Regions from separate parts of the Mus musculus genome. Here region 1 is linked to region 2. A link is a contact called in ENCODE Hi-C or POLR2A ChIA-PET data. All regions are on one chromosome and are shown on one strand. The core of a region is the stretch at or near the end of the contact, and the rest is flanking DNA. Distances in the headings are between cores, read along the strand shown.

The links. A loop is a pair of places that touch in the nucleus more often than their neighbours do. ChIA-PET counts read pairs that join two places held with the same protein, here RNA polymerase II (POLR2A).
Region 1: a map of regulatory T cell shows a loop between it and region 2 (1.9-fold over the local background). The contact joins the promoter of Mxi1 here to the promoter of Dusp5 in region 2. A Hi-C loop is called at or near these places in 1 of 37 maps with a recorded cell type or tissue (regulatory T cell). POLR2A ChIA-PET finds 5 or more read pairs at or near these places in 2 of 5 experiments (Patski and embryonic stem cell).

Annotation. Positions count from the first base shown.
Region 1 is chr19:53,307,637-53,314,802 of GRCm38, reverse strand. It overlaps Mxi1 (MAX interactor 1, dimerization protein), which reads right to left and starts at 4,297. Exons shown (of 6, transcript NM_001008542.3): 1 at 3,830-4,297. The coding sequence starts at 4,103. It overlaps Gm30541 (a long non-coding RNA gene), which reads left to right. Exons shown (of 3, transcript XR_003952895.1): 2 at 1-1,731.
Region 2 is chr19:53,523,678-53,530,595 of GRCm38, reverse strand. It overlaps Dusp5 (dual specificity phosphatase 5), which reads right to left and starts at 1,451. Exons shown (of 4, transcript NM_001085390.2): 1 at 900-1,451. The coding sequence starts at 1,278.

The DNA of each region.
Region 1 (7,166 bases), core at 3,048-5,547, 220 kb after region 2:
GACATTTCGGGAGACTGTACCTATATTACCCTCAGGAATTTCTTCCCTCGGATGTACTACAGGGTCAACACTGAGTATTTGAACTCCTCCCTCACGAAAAATCACCCCATCTAATGGAAATAATTCATCACTGCGGCCAAAACTTGGTGAACACTCCCAGTACGGAAACCTCAAAGAGGCAATAAAAAGGAGTTCTGGCTGCAGTGGAAAATAAGCCAAGCTCCGGCCAAGTTGAGTACTTTGCAAACACTGAAAACCAAACGTGTGAACGCGTGACCAGACGCTACCGACGCACCTCAAAACACAGCTCAGCGAACCCGAAATGGAGTCGAAAGGGCAGGCACTTGTCTAAGAGAAGAGAGCCCCTTTAAGAAAAGACTGGACCAGCTGGCTGCACTACAGCGCCTAGTGATTTCCTGGCTCACGTCCTGGCTCCGCCCCCCAGCCTCGGGCCTCAGCAACGCGTGACGTCACGAGAGGCGGATGCTGCCGATTGGCTGGACGATACAGCTAGGTCAAGTCCAGTCGGAGGAAAGAAGTTTGTCTCCATGTGGAAACCATGTGTCTAGCGCTGGGAGGGGGAGGAGGAGGAGGCGGAGAAACTGAGATCAAGTGATTACAGGGGAACTCGCTGAAATGAAGGCGGGGAGGTTGTGCACCTGAATCAGCCAGCCATACCCTTTGCAGTAGTGACCTAAAATAAAAAAAATAAAAAAAGACTCGCACAACAAAAACAACAACAACAAAACCTTGGACACCCACCCCCATCATAATAACTACAAAGCATAGGTGGGGAGGAGGGTTTTTACTTCCTCCAAAAAGCCTGGGGCAGGGAAATGCTGGAATCCTATCGGAACGCCCAGATCTAACCACCCCCCAACAACTGAATGATGTAAGCGTTTCGGAAAGCAGAGCTCTGGAGCAAAACAAGCCCCGCGCGCGCGGAGCGACCCGCAGTGCCCGAGCCCGGCGCACGCACGACCCGCCCCCCGACTCGCGTTATTGCTGTGCACACGCGGACCGCCGTGACGCGCGGGCATTGTGTGCAGCGAGCAGAAAACAACGGCGAGCGCCCGCTGCGCGGAGAAGCGCCCCCAATAAAGCAAGACAGATGTAGGGCCCGGCGTTTGCCGTACTGGGGGGACCCAGTCCGCTCGAGGGAGGAAGAGCGTGGGGGGCGAATAAAGTGGCCAGAGTGAGCCGCTTCTGTTAGCAAGGGTGGACAATCTGGGGGTCCGACGAGTGGTCTCCTGGAGTTTGCGGGAGGGTCACCCTCGCCTGCGTGAGCTGTCGCGGAGGGAGCGAGGGCCTGCAGCCGAATCGCTGCAGCCGAGCCAGGCACGGCGCAGCGCCCCACGCTCTCGGGGAAATCTGGGGGCTGTTGGCATCACGTCATTTCGAGCCAAACAGCAGCGGCGAAAAGACGCGAGAGTGCTAAAAATACTCCCGCGGGGAGCCGGTCGGAGGAGGGGGGCTGCGGGCCGAGGGGCTGATTACGCACATGAAGTTGACTTTGACTGGGGTGCAGAGGCTCTCGAGCCCCTCTCCATGGCCGGCCGTCTTGCAGAGAGGACACCCAGGGAGAGGGTCCGAGAGGAAGCCCCTTAACTGCACCGGCCTCTGGAACCTTGGCTCGGCCACCACGGGCCCGCCCCGCGCGGGGCAGCCCAGCCGGGCGCGCCCGGCTCTCTGCTTACGTGACTAGTGGCCACGCCGGAGCCCCGACACGGGGTAAACAAGGAGGTGGAGGCGGCCAGGGCGCGGGGGGGGGGGTATGTGGGGGGTAGGTCTCCGATTGTCTGCGGGTATGAAGTGTGTGTGTGTGGGGGGGGAAACACGAGAGGCTAGGGAATCTCTGGCTACCTCCTTAATATTCCTCGTTGCGGGGGTGGGGGTGGGGGATGAGGTTCGCTGAATATTGCCAAGGTGCCCTCTTTGGGTGCACCCCCCCCCCCGGGTCGGAGTCGGCGCCACGGGACAGACTCCAGCGACAGAGGGGATCCGGGAGGGGGACGACTACAGAAATCGCGCCCCTCCCCCTGCAACAAAAGCAAACACACCAAACAAAACCACCTCTTCACCCAGCTCCCTACTAGCTGGGCTTTTCAGAAACTATTCTCCAGACGAGTGCACCCCCTCCACACACACACACACACACACACCCGGGTGAATAATCGCTCAGCGACTCGGCTACACAGCCTGACGGCGATGTGCCTCTGGCAAGCCAGGCAGGCACTCGGAGCAAAGAGGCGACAGAGAAAGAAAAGATCGCACCACAGACCTCCCAACAGAAATCCTTGTTTTGGTCCTACCCCGTCCCCACAAATTGCGCTGGCGATACTCGGTTACTTTAACCCTAAAGGCCCGGGTGTATTTGGGGAAGGTGTTTTTGTGTTTTGAGGGCTGGCGTGTGTGTGTGTGTGTGTGTGTGTGTGTGTGTGTGTGTGTGTGTGTGTTGGGGGGGGGGGTCTTGCAAGACCTGACACGTTGCAATCGGGTCTCTCTCCCATTGATCTCCTACTTGTTCTGACAGATTACACATCTCGTTTTTCTCTTCTCCGTGAGTCTTTCTCTCCCTTGGCCCGATCTTCCTTCTCACAGCTATTATTCTGATGGTGCTGGAGACGCAGCACACGCTTGCCCCCGTTAGGGTGCTGCTGAGTCGAATGCCTGGCGAGAGCTGGGGGTTCCAATGGGCAGGGACAAAAATGAAACAAATACAGAGAGGAAGCCCAGGCCCGGGTGGGGTTCCTAGCATCGGTCTCCACCTGGGGGGGAGTGCGGGGGGGGTGGGGGTGGACGGAACCCTGTAAGGCGTTTGCCTTGCTCGTCCTGTGCGTCTCTGAAAATAAAGAAAATGGACACAACCGCCCACACCTTTTCCCCCAACTATTGTTTCTGCGGAATCCTAAAGTTTGCTTTTAGCCACGTCCCCCTCGCCAAGTCCCCCCCTCCCTACCCCAGCGCGCGCAGGACCGCAGGTCCAGGGAGGGCTGCCGGCGCTGCCTGGTTCCTCTGGCCTGTTTCTTTGAGGGGACCAGAGGCCGTGGCATCCCAGAGGCAAGGAGGCACAGGGGAACTGTGTCTGTGGACACGATGGCCTGAGCCTAGTCCTGCTGTGGAAGGAAGGAGAAACGAAGTAGGCAGGAAGAAGAGCCGGAGTCCACGGCGCGGAGAGCTGTTCGGTGGTGGCGGTTGTTATTGTTGTAATGTGTGTCTGTGTTTTCTTTCTGGAAGCCCTGAGCTCTGCAAACGGTTTCCAACTTTCAGCTTCTCATCCCCACCCAACCCTGGAACGAGCGACAAAAACAGAAACAAAACAAAACAAAAAAATAAAAACAAAACAAAACAAAAAAAAAAAAACCAAAACCATAAGCCAAACCAAAACACTTGTCTGCCGGAGTAGGCTCCGGAAAGAAAAAGGAGGAAAAAAAAAAAAAAAAGGGAAGAAAGGCGACCTCGGAGAGACGAGCTCGCAGCCTCTCAGCCCAGTTGTCAGCAAACAACAACACTCCCCCACTCCTCGGCCAGGCCGTCCTCCGGGCCTGCTGGAGACCGACAGACCAAGGCACCGACAGGCTCCCTCTCCCCTTCGCTGTCTTTGTTACATCTTTAGCAGCTTTGTGCGTGCGTGCGTGTCCTTTCTCCGGTGTCATCGGCTTTACTGCCGAGGGTACGTGTGTGTGTGTGTGTGTGTGTGTGTGTGTGTGTGTGTGTGTGTGTTTGTTGCGGGGGGGCGGCGGCGAACCGAGTAAGCGACAGGGGTCGCACAAGGGGGTGAGAAAGAAAGAGCTGGACGCAGGCGAGCAGTCGGGGCCCCCAAACTTACTTTTGTTTTCTTTCTCGATCTGCTCCAGGTAGCTGGCTGCCTCGAGCAGAATCTGCACGTTCTGCAGAAAAGTGTTGATGTGCTTCTCCATCGAGTTCTCGCTGGTGTTGAAAATGTCCGAGAAGGGGCACCGGGGCTTGGCCCCCGCCGGCTCCTCCGGCTGCGCCGGGGGCTGGGGCGCGGCCGCGGCCGGGGGCATGGCCGGGGGCGCGACGGGGACCAGCCCCGCGCCCTCGCAGCGCGCCTCCTTGCGCGGCCGCCCGCGTTTGCCCATGGAGGCACGGGGGTCCGCGGAGCTGCTCCTTGTCCGGGGCTGCGCGGCCGGCCGAGCTGCAGGGCCTCTGGGAGACCCGGCCTGCTGGAGTCACCGAGGCACCGGGGCAAGGAGCCGGCCTGACTGACTTCCCGAGCCTCGCTGCGTGCGGTTGTGAGTGTGAGTGTGTGTCGCTCTCGCTGTGTGGGTCTGTGTGTATGGGAGATTGAATGAACCTACAGGACGGACGGAGGCGCTGTGGCGCCTGGGTCCTAGTGCGAGCCCGATGCCATCTGACCGGTCAAAATAAATGGTGGCGGCTAGGGAGGCAGGGCCCGCCCCCTGCCTATCCAGCACCCTTCCCCGCCTCTCCGCAAATCCTAGCTGCGTAGACAGCACTGTGCTTTAATAAGAATGGGAAAAAAAAAAAAAAAAACCCTCGGATGTCTCTAGGTGGACCTGGATAAAAACAATTTTTCTTTACAGAAAAATAAATTCAGCACAATGCCTGGCACATAGGAGGTCCCCAATAAATGATAGCTGCTAGGCATTTTTTAAAAAAATAAAAAAGACCTTATTTCAAAATCAAACAATAAAAGCCCAATTCTGACGGGAAGAATAGAAACATCACATGTAACTAGAAACTCCTCCCAACACAAACATTTTACACATGACCCCTCACACGCTCGAACACACACACACACACACACACACACACACCTGTGTGTACCTTCACACAAGCAGAGGAAGTCTCCAGGCTACCCTGTCCGGGTTCAGATTTACCGACTCCTTTGCAACCCTTCAAATGCAAAGTTATTTTCCAGGAAGCGGGAGGAGATGTGAGCATCTCTCCACACTCACTCAGTCCAGCTGTGCAAAGCTCACAGCAGGGCGTCACTACAACTGCCTGCCCTTTCACTTGACAGAGTGCCCCCTAGATAGAAGTGGCAACCTAGGAACCTCTTCTTCCCTCCTTCCCTCACTCCCCACTCCCACACCTGGAGTCTTTATCCCCTACTCCCTCCAACAGTTTCACTGCTGCCACTGGGAGCCACCAGGCCTGCCTGACCAGAGTGTGGGAGACACCTGGATAGCCTGGTAAAGAAGGCTTGGAGTTCTCGGCCTACTCAAGCAGACTGAACAAATCAAATCCTCTAACCCTTCCTGGTCAAAATTTGCACATCCCTGAAACCTCTGAGAAGATGCTTTCGTGAACTAAGTCAAAACTACACCTAGAACATCTTGGGCACATACTAAGAATTTTTGTTTTGTTTTGTTCCTGAAGATCAAAGCTTTGTGCCTGCTGGGCAAGTGTTCTCACACTGGGCTACAATGGCAGCCCCTCTGTGAGAACTTTCTCAGTTGGAACCTAGGTCCCCTTTGCTGCTGTAACTTGAATCTAAGTCAGAATGAATGAGGTAAACAAGACTTTTCTGCACTTCACTGGAAAACAGTTCTAAAAGGAATCTACCCAGACTGACCTCGTAAGGGGACCTGGACTTGTGCTGCCCCCTGTCCTCACCAGCCCAGAGACACTTCCCTATACTTTTGTCACAAAGACTGAAAATGGAAACTTTGTTAACAAAGAATATTTTCTTTGCAAAATGCTCTTTAACATTTACAGCTCATGTGTATACCCCCCACTCCCCCCCCCACACACACATAGACCTGCAAGAAGGCCTTTGTGTGCTTTCAAAAATATTATAAAACTAGGCTGTGAATATAACAGAGTGGTAGGGCAGCTTACCTGCCCAGCGTGCACAAAGCCCTGAGTTCATCCCAGGAACACATGCACACGTTTAAACATAAATAGGGGAAGAGGTAGCTCAGAGGCTAAGGGCACTGGTTGTTCTTCCAGAGGACCCAGCTTCAATTCCCAGCTCACAACCGTCTGTAACTGAAGTTCCAGGGGACCAGACACCCCTTTCTAACCTCTGCAGACACTAGGCACATGTGGTGTAAAGACAGACATGCATGCAGGCAAAACACCCAAATAGATTTTTAAAAGTTCATAAATAAATTAAAAATATAGGCCATGGGCTAGAGAGATAGCCCAGCAGCTCAGAGCACTTGCTGTTCTTGCAAAAGGCCCACGTTCAGCTTAGCATCCTCATCAGACAACTCATGTAACTTCAGTTTCAAGGGATCCAACACTGCCTCCATAGGCACTGGCACACATATGGTGGACACATATACATTCAACTACACATTCAACATATACATAAAATGAAATAAATCTTTTAAAAAGATATATGCTCAGGTGACATGGTTCAGCAGGTAGAGTCACTTGCAGCCAAGCCTGATGACCTAACTTCCGCCCTTGGAGTCCACACAATGGAAGGGGAGAGATTTCTCACACAAGTGTGCCATAGCACAAGTAATGCATATGTTGCCAGGTGGTGGTGGCACACAACTTTAGTCCCAGCACTTGGTAGGCAAAGGCAACAGATCTCTGAGTTTAAGGCCAGCCTGGTCTACAGAGCGAATTCCAGGACAATTAGGGCTACACAAGAGAAACCCTGTCTTTAAACGCTCAAAACAAACAAACCAACAACAAACACACACACACACACATACACACACACATACACACAAAACAAGCATGGCGTGTGTCTATATCACAAATGCATGTGTACTGCACATACACACACTTGGGGGAGGGGAGGGGGAAGACTTAAATATGTACTAACCGGCTTCTATGACAGGAACAAGCAATATCTGGCATTTTGAAATAAATGCATTCACATTTCGGATCAGAATATAGCCATTGTCCACATATTCTTTGGTTGCTTTTTTCATCTTATAACAGATTTTGCGTGGTTGAACGCTGCACCCTTTGGCCAGAGAAAAGCCAGGACCTTCTGAAGACCTGTGAGCTCAATGCTCATATTCCATTGCCAGCATGATTACTGACTTTTCTCCTTATTTCTCTAAGAACCCTCAGACTCTGAACGGTTCATGTGTAAATATCCACAAACATCTGGGGACTAAGCCTCCTGAAGGCACAATGACCAACAAGCTTTTTTTTTTCAATGCTATTTTGCAAAAACTGATACTTTTTGAAACAGCTCTGGTCTCCTGTGC
Region 2 (6,918 bases), core at 202-2,701:
GTTCCCATACTTTTGAGGTTAGAAGGCAGGAGCAGTCACAGGAAATGACCCAGAAATCAATGATGTGGGGTTTGAGAGTAATCACACACCCACAACCGGAAGCCAAAGTTATCTCGACAGCAGGTGAAATAAGTCGGGCCTGCAGGCAGCTCTCGGAGGCCTAAAATCAAAGGCCTCAGAATCTCCTCTGAATCTTTGCAGCCTCTGCAGCACCTCTCTTAACTAGGTTGGCCGGTTGGTAGTCTCTGAGGATAATCCCCTGCTGGGGATGACAGGATGAAAGGGGTGGGAAAGCTGTCAGTTCCCAAATTAAGCTTGAGAACGGCCTATTTGGGGAGAGGAGGAGGAGGAGGCTGGAGGATAACAATAAAAAGCAATAAAGGGAGAGGAAGGGGAGGGACTTGCCAGGGTCAAAAAGGCAAGAGGCCCACCAAGACACAGCCTAACGTGCTCTAATTGTCTAGGCGGGAAGAAAGGGGACACCGCGGCGCCACTCTCCTGGGGGAGGGTCTCAACTTGTTTGATCGCGCTGATCTGTACAGAAAGGTTCCGACCCCCGTGGCCTGCCAACGGCGCCAATGACCAGCATGAGCTCTGGGCCCCCGGAACTATTAGGGAGCACCGCCCGCAGCACCTTCCCAGCCCACCCAACCCAGAGGACAGACAGGATGCCAGACGCTTTCGAGGAAAGGCGGGTGGGGAGAAGGAAGCCCTGGGCGCTGACGTGTTGCAAGGACCTCCCAAGCGCACGTCAAACCCCGGGGTGCATACTCCCGCAAGTGGTGACTTTCTCCGGTCCAGAGTTCCCATGCAGGGAGGTAACCCTGGGGCCTGGTAACACAGGGTGCAGGGGAGCAAGGGAGGGTGGCAAAGGGCAGTCTGCTCCCGGACGAACTCACCTTTAAGGAAGTAGACCCGCGGGCCGGCGGGCAGGCAGGCCAGCAGCGAGGTGAGCACGACGCGCGCGGCGCTCTCCTCCCGCAGCTTCTGCCAGTGGCGGCTACCCTGGTCCAGCACGACCACCGCCGCCACACCGCCGCCGCCCTCCTGCAGCAGCCGAGCGCGGGCCGCCTCGTCGGGCAGCACGTAGCGCGCCGACACCGCGCCGCCCCGGGCCCGCCGCAGCACCACCGAGTTGAGGTTGACGTTGAGCGAGCCGCGCACGCTCGACGCGGCGAAGGCCAGGTAGGGCCGGCAGTCGAGCACCACGCAGCGCGCCTCCGCCTCCTTGCGGAGCATCTTGCGCAGCTGGCGCCCGTCGAGCGACGTGACCTTCATGCCGCTGCCACCCAGCGGCCCGACGCTGCGCGCCCCACAGCTGCCAGAGGACGGGCGGGCCACCTCGCGGGGGCTGTGGCCTGCAAACGGAGCCCGGCGCGAGGGGCCGCGCGACGCTCTCCACGCCCCGCTCGCTGGGCTCCCGGCCCCGCCGCTCGCTGCCCCAGAAAGCTGGGGATTCCGCCGGCAGCGCAGCGTTTTATGTGAATGAGTGCGCGTCCTGTGACGTGAGTGCCCATATAAGGCCAAATATGGGTATTTCCCCGCCCCCTGGCTGACCACGCCCATGGGTGGAGCTTGCGGGCACCCGCCTCCACCCAAGGAGCAGGCTGGAGAGAGGGCGTCTTAGAGCGAGAAAGAGGAAGTGGCGGGCGATCGCTCCCTCTCTCGGGGGGCCCGGCGCCGAGAGACTCACTCACGCATCACCCCGGACTACCGGTGGAGTGTCAGGAACGCCACCAGGCCGAGGTGACCCACGCCGTGCGGGAAGAGGAGGTGACCGTGGCCGCGCTACGGAGCCCCTGGGGCCTCCCGGTGAATCCCGGATTCCGGTCGCTCCCGGTTGTGTCTGCGTTTGCAAGGAGATTTAGCCTCTGAGATGAGCCGAGATGCGGCGTGGCTTGGTCATCTTGATACTGGGGGCTTCTTTCTAACACGTTACCCCCACTTTTGTTACCTTTTAATTTTCCGTAATAAAAGTTCCTGAGAGTAAAAAGGAGGAGTTGTGAATGGGTGAGCCGGAGACGTCAAGTGGATTCTACTTCGGATGATTGACAGTCCCCTTTTGGCTCTCTCCAAAGATTGCTCTCTCCAATGTACCACCCGAGCTTCATAGTGAGACCCTGCCTCAAAGAACAAAACAAAACAAAAAGCCCCACCCCCACCCCCGAACAATACACCGACTCGGGAGCTCTGTGGTTCTGGGCAGCTTGTGGGGAGCTGTAAGGCTCAGTCCAGTTAAACTGTTGTCCGGGTGGCTTCTGGATTTGTGGGATTATGGTGGATAAAATGTAATCCCAGGCTGTCTGCCCCCGCTATTCTCTCGGGAGCTTCATGCTGCCTGCCCCCATTCCCGGAAAATTAAGTGTGATTTGTCCCCTCTGCAAGTATTTACTGAGGGCTCTGCTAGCTGTCAGGGCACGTGGGATGCAAATGCGTTCTGCCTACAAATCCTTTGCCAACTATTTCACTGTTATCTTTTCATGGAAAACAAAACAAACCAAACCCTTGCATCCATTTACAGCCCCCATAAGTGGATGAGATTTTTTTTTTTAAGGAGAAAGCAGAAATCACATTCTGCTATCCAATCAATCAGCCCAGCAACAATAATGGCTGGCATTGCTTCTGGGTCATATCTTCATTCAAGCAATCGATTCAATCACTGTATACTCTGTCCTGAGTATTCAGTGGCTGGCCTGTAATTTTAGCATCTTTGAGACTGAGAAAAAAATATCAAAAACCCGAGGCCAATCTAAGCAATATAGACGCCCGCACCCACCCCACCCCCCACACAAAACAAACAAACAAACAAAAAAACACCAAAGCTGTAGCTAGCAGGCTCCACCCACGTCTTTCATCTCAAGCCTCACGAAGAATACCCAGCACCGGCACCAGCCAGTCTTGTGTTAGACGCTTGGTAACACGGCTGGAAGCAGGACTCCAATCCATCAGCCCCAGCCCAGGGAGGAGGCCTGGTCCCATCTCGGGCCTCTGTAAGTGTCTGTGTCTGCACACCCATGGTGTGTGGGCTGTGGTGGAAGTGGAGAAAGTTTCTCAGCCGATGAGAGCTGAGACAAACTTCCAAGAATGAGTAGAAACCACTTGCTGTGAAGGAAACAACCCAGCCTGTTATGCCTGGAGGTGTTTGAAAGACTCCCCCTCAGAAGAGAGAAATTAACACTTCTGCAAACCCATGGTTTTGTCTTCACTTCATTGTGCTTCTGTTTATTTACTTTGTCAGTTTGCATGTGTGTGTGTGTGGGGGGGGGGGGGTCAGAGGTCAGTTTACAAGGGACCCTTTCTTTCCTTCCACCATGAGGGACCTACAGATCAAACTCAGCGTCTGAGGCTTCACCCACCATCCCCACAGCCCATGAAACATTCTGGGTGGCACCTTCTTCCTAGAGAGCTGCAGGCTGCCCTGAAATCATGATGCAGGTTAGGCCAGGTTGGAATGGTACCATAGAGGCACAGCCTAGTAACCCTGAGACCCTCACCTAGGACCAGACTGCCCCAATCTACACAGCAGAGATTGCTCCCCTGAAAGTTCAGCTCACGGTGGCTCACACTAAGGTCCTAGAATTGCACACCAGCCAATCTGGATTGCCCTCCTTCAAGAGGCATGAATTACATACCTGGAAGCTACAACAAAGAAAATATCCTGTCACCTTGTCCCACGAGGCCTGATGTCTCAGGCTACACACTGCCCAACCCATTTGTCTTTTCCCACTGGAGCCAATGAAAATGTGTCCCATTCTTAAAAACTAAAGAGAATTTGAGACATTTGGACCTTATGCACTGGGTCCTAGTGACCTGGTTGAATTACCATTTGAGGTCATCAGGGAAGTGGCTCTGTGGAGGATGGAGGCTTTATCTGAGAGTGGGAGTGGGATCCAGACTGAGGTCAGGGACAGGGACAGCAAGTTTTCATGGATAATCCAGGCCTGAGCCGGTAAAGACTTGCTTGAACTTGGCAGGCAGTGGTTACAGCTGGAAAGAAGTCACGTGAATGGGAGAAGATTTAGAAAGAAAAGGTCCAAGGGGATGTGATGGAGACACAGGGATGTGATGGAGACACAGGGATGTGATGGAGACACAGGGATGTGATGGAGACACATGGATGTGATGGAGACAAAGGGATGTGATGGAGACACAGGGATGTGATGGAGACACAGGGATGTGATGGAGACACAGGGATGTGATGGAGACACAGGGATGTGATGGAGACACAGGGATGTGATGGAGACACAGGGATGTGATGGAGACACAGGGATGTGATGGAGACACAGGGATGTGATGGAGACACAGGGATGTGATGGAGACACAGGGATGTGATGGAGACACAGGGATGTGATGGAGACACAGGGATGTGATGGAGACACAGGGATGTGATGGAGACACACGGATGTGATGGAGACACACGGATGTGATGGAGACACAGGGATGTGATGGAGACACAGGGATGTGATGGAGACACACAGGGATGTGATGGAGACACAGGGATGTGATGGAGACACACAGGGATGTGATGGAGACACACAGGGATGTGATGGAGACACAGGGACGTGATGGAGACACACAGGGATGTGATGGAGACACACAGGGATGTGATGGAGACACACAGGGATGTGATGGAGACACAGGGACGTGATGGAGACACAGGGATGTGATGGAGACACACAGGGATGTGATGGAGACACAGAGATGTGATGGAGACACAAGGATGTGATGGAGACACAGGGATGTGATGGAGACACACAAGGATGTGATGGAGACACACAGGGATGTGATGGAGACACAGGGATGTGATGGAGACACACAGGGATGTGATGGAGACACACAGGGATGTGATGGAGACACAGGGATGTGATGGAGACACAGGGATGTGATGGAAACACAGGGATGTGATGGAGACACACAGGGATGTGATGGAGACACACAAGGATGTGATGGAGACACAGGGATGTGATGGAGACACACAGGGATGTGATGGAGACACACAAGGATGTGATGGAGACACAGGGATGTGATGGAGACACACAGGGGTGTGATGGAGACACACAGGGATGTGATGGAGACACGAGGGATGTGATGGAGACACAGGGATGTGATGGAGACACAGGGATGTGATGGAGACACACGGATGTGATGGAGACACACGAGGGATGTGATGGAGACACACAGGGATGTGATGGAGACACAAGGATGTGATGGAGACACAGGGATGTGATGGAGACACACAAGGATGTGATGGAAACACAGGGATGTGATGGAGACACACAGGGATGTGATGGAGACACACAGGGATGTGATGGAGACACACAGGGATGTGATGGAGACACACAGGGATGTGATGGAGACACAGGGATGTGATGGAGACACAGGGATGTGATGGAGACACACAAGGATGTGATGGAAACACAGGGATGTGATGGAGACACACAAGGATGTGATGGAGACACAGGGATGTGATGGAGACACACAGGGGTGTGATGGAGACACACAGGGATGTGATGGAGACACGAGGGATGTGATGGAGACACAGGGATGTGATGGAGACACAGGGATGTGATGGAGACACACGGATGTGATGGAGACACACGAGGGATGTGATGGAGACACACAGGGATGTGATGGAGACACAAGGATGTGATGGAGACACAGGGATGTGATGGAGACACACAAGGATGTGATGGAAACACAGGGATGTGATGGAGACACACAGGGATGTGATGGAGACACACAGGGATGTGATGGAGACACACAGGGATGTGATGGAGACACACAGGGATGTGATGGAGACACAGGGATGTGATGGAGACACAGGGATGTGATGGAGACACACAAGGATGTGATGGAAACACAGGGATGTGATGGAGACACACAAGGATGTGATGGAGACACAGGGATGTGATGGAGACACACAGGGGTGTGATGGAGACACACAGGGATGTGATGGAGACACACAGGGATGTGATGGAGACACAGGGATGTGATGGAGACACACAAGGATGTGATGGAAACACAGGGATGTGATGGAGACACACAAGGATGTGATGGAGACACAGGGATGTGATGGAGACACACGGATGTGATGGAGACACACGAGGGATGTGATGGAGACACACAGGGATGTGATGGAGACACACAAGGATGTGATGGAGACACAGGGATGTGATGGAGACACACAAGGATGTGATGGAAACACAGGGATGTGATGGAGACACACAGGGATGTGATGGAGACACACAGGGATGTGATGGAGACACACAGGGATGTGATGGAGACACAGGGATGTGATGGAGACACAGGGATGTGATGGAGACACACAAGGATGTGATGGAAACACAGGGATGTGATGGAGACACACAAGGATGTGATGGAGACACAGGGATGTGATGGAGACACACGGATGTGATGGAGACACACGAGGGATGTGATGGAGACACACAGGGATGTGATGGAGACACACAAGGATGTGATGGAGACACAGGGATGTGATGGAGACACACAAGGATGTGATGGAAACACAGGGATGTGATGGAGACACACAGGGATGTGATGGAGACACACAGGGATGTGATGGAGACACACAGGGATGTGATGGAGACACAGGGATGTGATGGAGACACAGGGATGTGATGGAGACACACAAGGATGTGATGGAAACACAGGGATGTGATGGAGACACACAAGGATGTGATGGAGACACAGGGATGTGATGGAGACACACAGGGGTGTGATGGAGACACACAGGGATGTGATGGAGACACACAAGGATGTGATGGAGACACAGGGATGTGATGGAGACACACAAGGATGTGATGGAAACACAGGGATGTGATGGAGACACAGGGATGTGATGGAGACACAGGGATGTGATGGAGACACGAGGGATGTGATGGAGACACAGGGATGTGA